Linked DNA regions of Homo sapiens: region 1 is linked to region 2. Evidence: chromatin contacts called from ENCODE Hi-C or POLR2A ChIA-PET data. All regions are on one chromosome and are shown on one strand. The core of a region is the stretch at or near the end of the contact, and the rest is flanking DNA. Distances in the headings are between cores, read along the strand shown.

Region 1 (3,258 bases), core at 561-3,060, 720 kb after region 2:
AGGGTTGGATAGGCTAGAAGGAAAAAGGGAGTAGGACAAACTTATTAAAGGAGATGAGAGCAGAGAGCAGCATCAATATAAAAATCACAGACTAGGTCACAGGTAAAAACGCAGAAAGGAGAAAAGAGATGGTAGCAAAGACAGGGTTCTGTAGTGGTTAAGAACACCTGAAGACAGATTGCTACTTTTAAACCTGAACAGGGCGGGGCGCGGTGGCTCACATCTGTAATCCCAGCACCTTGGGAGGCCGAGGCAGGTGGATCACGAAGTCAGGAGTTTGAGACCATCCTGGCTAACACGGTGAAACCCCTTCTCTACTAAAAATACAAAAAATTAGCTGGGCATGGTGGCACGTGCCTATCGTCCCAGCTACTCAGAAAGCTGAGGCAGGAGAATCACTTGGACCCACGAAGCAGAAGGTGCAGTGAGCCAAGATCACGCCACTGCACTGCAGCCTGGGTGACAGAGAGAGACTCCGTCTCCAAAAAAAAAAAAAAAAAAAAAAAAAAAAACAAACCTGAACATACTATAACAGTAATTGAGTGTTTTAAATGTGAGCTAATTCAAGGGGAAACTAACTATACTAATGATTTTCCTCAATTATGTATTACAGGTTGAGTCTCCTTTATTCCAAATACCAGAATATTTCAGATTTCAGATTTTTTTTGGACTTTGGAATATCTGCATATAAATAATGAGATCTCTGGGGGGTGGGGCTCAAATATATACATGAAATTCATTTATGTTTCATATACACCTTACATATCAATTGAGGCAATTTTATACAATATTTTAAATAATTTTGTGCATGAAACGAAGTTTGTTTCCTCTTCCTCCTCCTTCTCTTCCTCCTTCATCCTCCTCCTCTACCTCTGTCCTTCTCTTCTTCCTCCTTCATCCTCCTCCACCTCTGTCCTTCTCTTCTTCCTCCTTCATCCTCCTCCTCTACCTCCATCCTTCTCTTCCTCCTCCATCCTCCTCTTCCTCCTCCATCTGTGGTTGTTTACCAACACCAACATTCTTGACTCTGAATTTATATGCTACTGATGAGTAATCATTTCCTTACACTTATTCACACACAAGTACTTAACAGTCAAAAATATGACATACCACCAATACAGTGGGAAAAATGTGTTCAGGGTAAGTAAGCAGTACAGCAGCAGCACCAGAGTATCTGTATCAGCTGGCAAACAGCAGCAACAACGAAGCAGGCTTCCAGTCTCCACCTGTATTCTATATTTCATTTATTACCACAGTTGGCACATCCAGCTAGTACACATGCCACTTTATTGCCCTCTGTGGGAACGCTGGTGTGGGGGAATCTGGGCGTGCATGGAAAAGATATATGAAAGCTGAAAGGGGAGAAGGCCTTTTTTCCCCTGGAAACACTGAATAAACTGTGTGCGTGCCTATGTTTGGACTGTGACTCGCTGCATGAGGTCGGGTATGGAACTTTCCACTTGTGGTGTCATGTCTGTGTTCAAAAAGTTTCAGATTTTGGGAGCATTTTGGATTTCAGATTTTTGTATTACGGATGTTTAACCTGTATTTGTATTATCAAATTCCCCTCACACCCTAATGAGATGGCCAAGGTTAATGTAAACACATCTCTAAAAATCCAAGAGATCAGGAAAGGCAAGAATCCAGGACTATTTATTTTAAGAAGATGGGCATGGATATATTGTATAAAAGCAGCATTTACTTCATTTAGAAGGAGGGACCTAAACGATTCCCCTTACATCTGTGTAGCATGGGAAAAAACAAAAATTCCCTTTTATCCCTGAGTTGTAGCAACGAAAGGAGAGCTCCAGATCCTCTAGAAAACAAGACTGACAGTGTGCAAACTCAGGAATTTCCTAGTTTTGTCACCCACATATTGTAATTCTAGCTATCTTAAGATAAAGTTTGTAGATGACTAATGTGTAAAAAAATCAGGACTTAATACAATGACATAAGATGTTGGTCTTCTGTTTAAAACACTGTTTATAATGAATAAAACTTAATAACTGACATTAAAAATTCGTCTATAATAGCCCGAAATTTTAAAGCATAAGACAAACATGTTGTTCGTCTGGCATAAGATCCTAATAAAACTTTACAAAGAACAACTGGTTACCAAGTAGACTCATTCTTTCATACCTTTTCCTTTTTGAACATTTTTCTCTGCTTCTTCAAACAATCCAGGTAGATGAATTACCACACCATTTCCTAAAGGAAAACCAACAAATCCCAACGGTAAACATCTATAACTCAGACATATGTAACTTAAAGGACATTCTGATTTACCACGGTGTTACCACAGAAATGATTCCAAGTTTTACACAGGAGTATAATTTAAATACATAATGGAACATAATATAGTGAATATAAAACACTAGAATTATACTCAATGAAGCTGAAAATTTCTTGAAAACAAAGTGAAATATGATTTTGAAGGAAACTAATTATGTAATTTTAAGCAAATGGAACATGGTCACAGTACATGCTAAATCAGTATCTTTCAAGTTGGGGAATCACACCCTATTAGTGGTCATAAATCAATTTAGTAGGTTGTGATAAGGATTTTTAAAAATTAAAAGGAGAGTAGAAAAGATCAGATTGCATCATTTATTGTAAGGGTTCAAAATAAATTCATGAACCTCTCATATTTCTTACTATGAGTCATGGTTGAAAGTATTTGTGGAAAAAAAAGTATTTGGAAAACTGATTCAATGATCTAATACTTCTTTACAGAATTAAGATTGTCAGTGAGCACAGATGAATGCAAAGTAATCATTCCAAAAAGTATTACTGTTAAAAGATCTTACAGTGACAAATAGCCAAAGTCATGTATATTCCAGAAGGTATCAAGGTCAAAATTAATAAGAGATCAATGAACCATCTGGTCAGTGAGAGATGAAAACAGTTTTGACAATAAAAAATAAACGCCATTATCAACTGGTGGGGGGGAATCTCCATGCAGTTCAGTTTATATACTTACCAATGAATGCAGTGACATTTGGATTAATTATTCCACTGGGTAAGAGATGAAAATCATATTCCACAGAATCCACAACAACTGTATGGCCAGCATTATTTCCTCCCTAAAATGTAAGATAGGGGAAAATTGAGCCTGATGATAAATACTACAAATAACCTATCTCCCTCCAAAGTGAATTAATGACCTCCTGCCAAAAGGTCAACTTAAGAGAGCCCAAATATTTACCACCTCTACTCATTTGTAAAAGGCTTTAAAATAGTTTGGCTGTCTCCTTTCCC
Region 2 (2,911 bases), core at 46-2,545:
AATGTTAAGTCCACATTGGGCGGAAAAAAGAAAAAAGGAGAAAAGTCAGAGCTTCTCTTTTTTGTTTTCTAGTTATTCCATTCATATTGATTGGTTCTGAAATGTTACAAAAATTTTTGGTGTTCTAGAAAATAAGTAATATGGAAAATTTTTACCTAAGGTCACTGTTTCTTCTCAATTATTTAAGGTGAAAGTAATAAACCAGACATTTAAGTAAACATGCTCACTTCCATCTAAATATAAATGTTATCACAGCATTTGAAAACATTCCAGATATATCAAATCTCTAACACCTAATGTCAAGAATGTATCAGAAGGAAATATACAACCAACTCATTAATGCTTGATAAAAATGCACGCTTGTCATTTATAGAATCCATGACAACCATGAGAAAAAGAGTATGTACTGATCAAAAAGGCCAGGTTACTATATAACTTTGTTTCACAACTAACGACATTTAAGTTCAAAGTATTATGGAATTACTTACAAAATAAACTGGGTACTCTCTACCTCACCCCTAGTGGTAGGCTATGAAACAAATCGATTCAGTTTAAAATAGTTTATGTGCCGACTAGTGTTAAAACGTTCATGTATGCATTAAGATCACACCAAATCACCTGACTGATTCCTTCATCAAAAGCTCCTCTTGGCAGTTAGCAGTACACACCTAACATTAGCCAAACAGGTTATCTACCATCAACACGGAGAAATAAGAAACTTTGTATTGCCATTTAAAGAAGTTGCTTTCTAAAACTAGACATGAATAAGGGAGAGAAGAGGAAGTATTAAACCCCTAAACTAATTAACGAAATAAGGGAGGGGGGATGCAGGAAAACAATGATAATTAGTATGTACCCTTGGTTAACCAAATCCACACATACATTCATTCTGTATATGCACAAACATCAGCAGCATCATAAACCGTCTCAAGTTCTAGCCATTATTCAGTTCGACATCTGCACATGTTTATGCGTCTCTCCAAACAACCTCTTGAACACCCTGCTGGAGCTGTCATTTTTTTCTTCTCCCTATCTGGCAGATGGCAAGTCAACAATCGGCATCAACAGCAGCCGAATATCTCCCCCTCCATCCTACCCCCCTAAACAGACACAATAATAACTTCTTTGTGCTTCCCTACAATGCAGCTGCTTAAACCATTTCGCTACAAGGCTGCTTTGCCTTAATAAAAAAAAAAAAAAAAAAAAAAAAAAAATCCCTTCTGTCAAGTCTAAAAAGCAGCATAATGTTAAGCAAGCTAAAGCCACAGCACAGCTGCAAACGGGCAGACACATTGACAGCTCCTCCCTTAACAAAGCCCTGTGAATTGAAGGGGGTTCATCTGAGGCTCACACAGTAATTAGTATAAAAAAGTCCGACAGCCTCTATTATGCTAAGGGAAAAAAAAACTGGACAGAACTGGGCTGCTGTTTTGCGTCAAGAGTTCTGCTGCAGAGTAGATAAATCATGTTGGGTTTTTTCCTCTCTTTTTAAAGACAGTAATAAGGAGGATGAGAGAAGCTAATTTGAAAACTTGGACACAGTAATTGTACCATATGGTGAGCATTTATCCTTTCTGAAATGCACGCTAACAGTCACTTACATGCACACTGCTTTGTTTTACAGTTGTTATTCTCTCTACCATATTCATAAAATGGATTTGAATATCTGATACTCAAGATAAGTTGTGTGTAATTAGCAAGAGAACTGCCTAGGTTTAATTTATTGGCCTTGCACTGCAATCTAGTAAAATGCAAAACAAAATTAAACAATGTGTCCACTTTGTACAGATATTTTTTCTTTAACTCAACAAAACACTAATGAATACAAGTTCATTGGAGTGTTTCTAAGTTAAGGCACAGTGTATTTTGAAAATTCCAACAGAATAAACTATAGCTGTTGATAAGATTTCTGATATGTCACCATAAGAATAATTTTTCAGAAAGATCACCTGGTTTAATTTTGTATTTCACTGAAGCAGATGTAACTCTTCCTCATATACATCAGTAAACCTAGATGCAAGAGAAATTTCCTTGCATATGTCCTAAAAATTTTAGGAAAAGAAATTCTGTCATTTATTAAATAGTTATTAAGTACTCTGTGCCAAGCACCTATCTGGCACGGGGAGGAGAATATAGAAAAGCTTTCACATTTTTTTTAAATCTAAACATAAATTGACTTATTTTGTCTACTTCAAAATTCTATAAAAATCTACTATTTGAAGAAAGACTTTAATAACACTAATAGTACACTGGTTATCATGGCACAATATATATCAAAATATATAGGGAACAAGATTAGTTTAATCAGAAGTAAATTCACTGTAATGACATCTGTGTGACCCTTTTAGGTAAAATATTCTGTGTTTACTCAATATAAACTATGTTCTAAAACTGACATACTCAACTAGAACTCATATGAATCCTTTAAATTTCAAGTGGAGTAAAATCACTGGTTTGAATTTCTACAGCATCCATTTGACCACAAGTATCCTTCTGATCAATATTTTGGGGACATGAAGAAGCAGAATATTTTAAGGTATTGTTAGTTCAAGACAGAACTAAGAGTCCCTACTAAAGCTTGAAGTAATCTGTCTTTAGAAGAAAGACTGTGACTCCACCCAGGAAATTGGGCATAATTACATTAAGAAGGAATGGCTTCATCCAGAAAGTACCACTAATAATTTTCTACAATAAATCTCCATTTTGGCTTAACAGAAATAAACTTGGTCACCCACTACTAGTATAGTGGCTTCCCTTTATGCTACTGGTATTGGGCCATATGACCAATTTACACCTTGGATAAAAATATTCACTTTTGTATACTGCTTTACAGTTTACCAAATATTTTTAAATATTAACATGGGTCTTAAAAGTTCATTATACTGGGCCGACTTTGGTTTCGACATAGACA

The links. A loop is a pair of places that touch in the nucleus more often than their neighbours do. ChIA-PET counts read pairs that join two places held with the same protein, here RNA polymerase II (POLR2A). Pooled maps may share reads with other maps.
Region 1: a loop to region 2 is called in a pooled map, with 4 times the contacts of the local background. The contact joins two enhancer-like sites. A Hi-C loop is called at or near these places in 1 of 168 maps with a recorded cell type or tissue (IMR-90) and 2 of 50 pooled maps. POLR2A ChIA-PET finds 5 or more read pairs at or near these places in 1 of 52 experiments (activated CD4-positive, alpha-beta T cell).

What each region holds. Positions count from the first base shown.
Region 1 is chr1:244,434,686-244,437,943 of GRCh38, forward strand. ADSS2 (adenylosuccinate synthase 2) reads right to left here. Exons shown (of 13, transcript NM_001126.5): 2 at 2,981-3,083; 3 at 2,140-2,208. Among named protein-coding and RNA genes, the nearest start is that of ADSS2, 16 kb to the right of the region's middle. Within about 2 kb of position 1,811, at least 6 of the 41 ENCODE cell types and tissues checked have a DNase peak (open chromatin) inside an H3K27ac peak, as active enhancers do.
Region 2 is chr1:243,712,561-243,715,471 of GRCh38, forward strand. All of the region lies in intron 2 of AKT3 (AKT serine/threonine kinase 3), which reads right to left. Among named protein-coding and RNA genes, the nearest start is that of AKT3-IT1, 80 kb to the right of the region's middle. RefSeq lists an enhancer at 605-2,031. Within about 2 kb of position 1,296, at least 2 of the 41 ENCODE cell types and tissues checked have a DNase peak (open chromatin) inside an H3K27ac peak, as active enhancers do.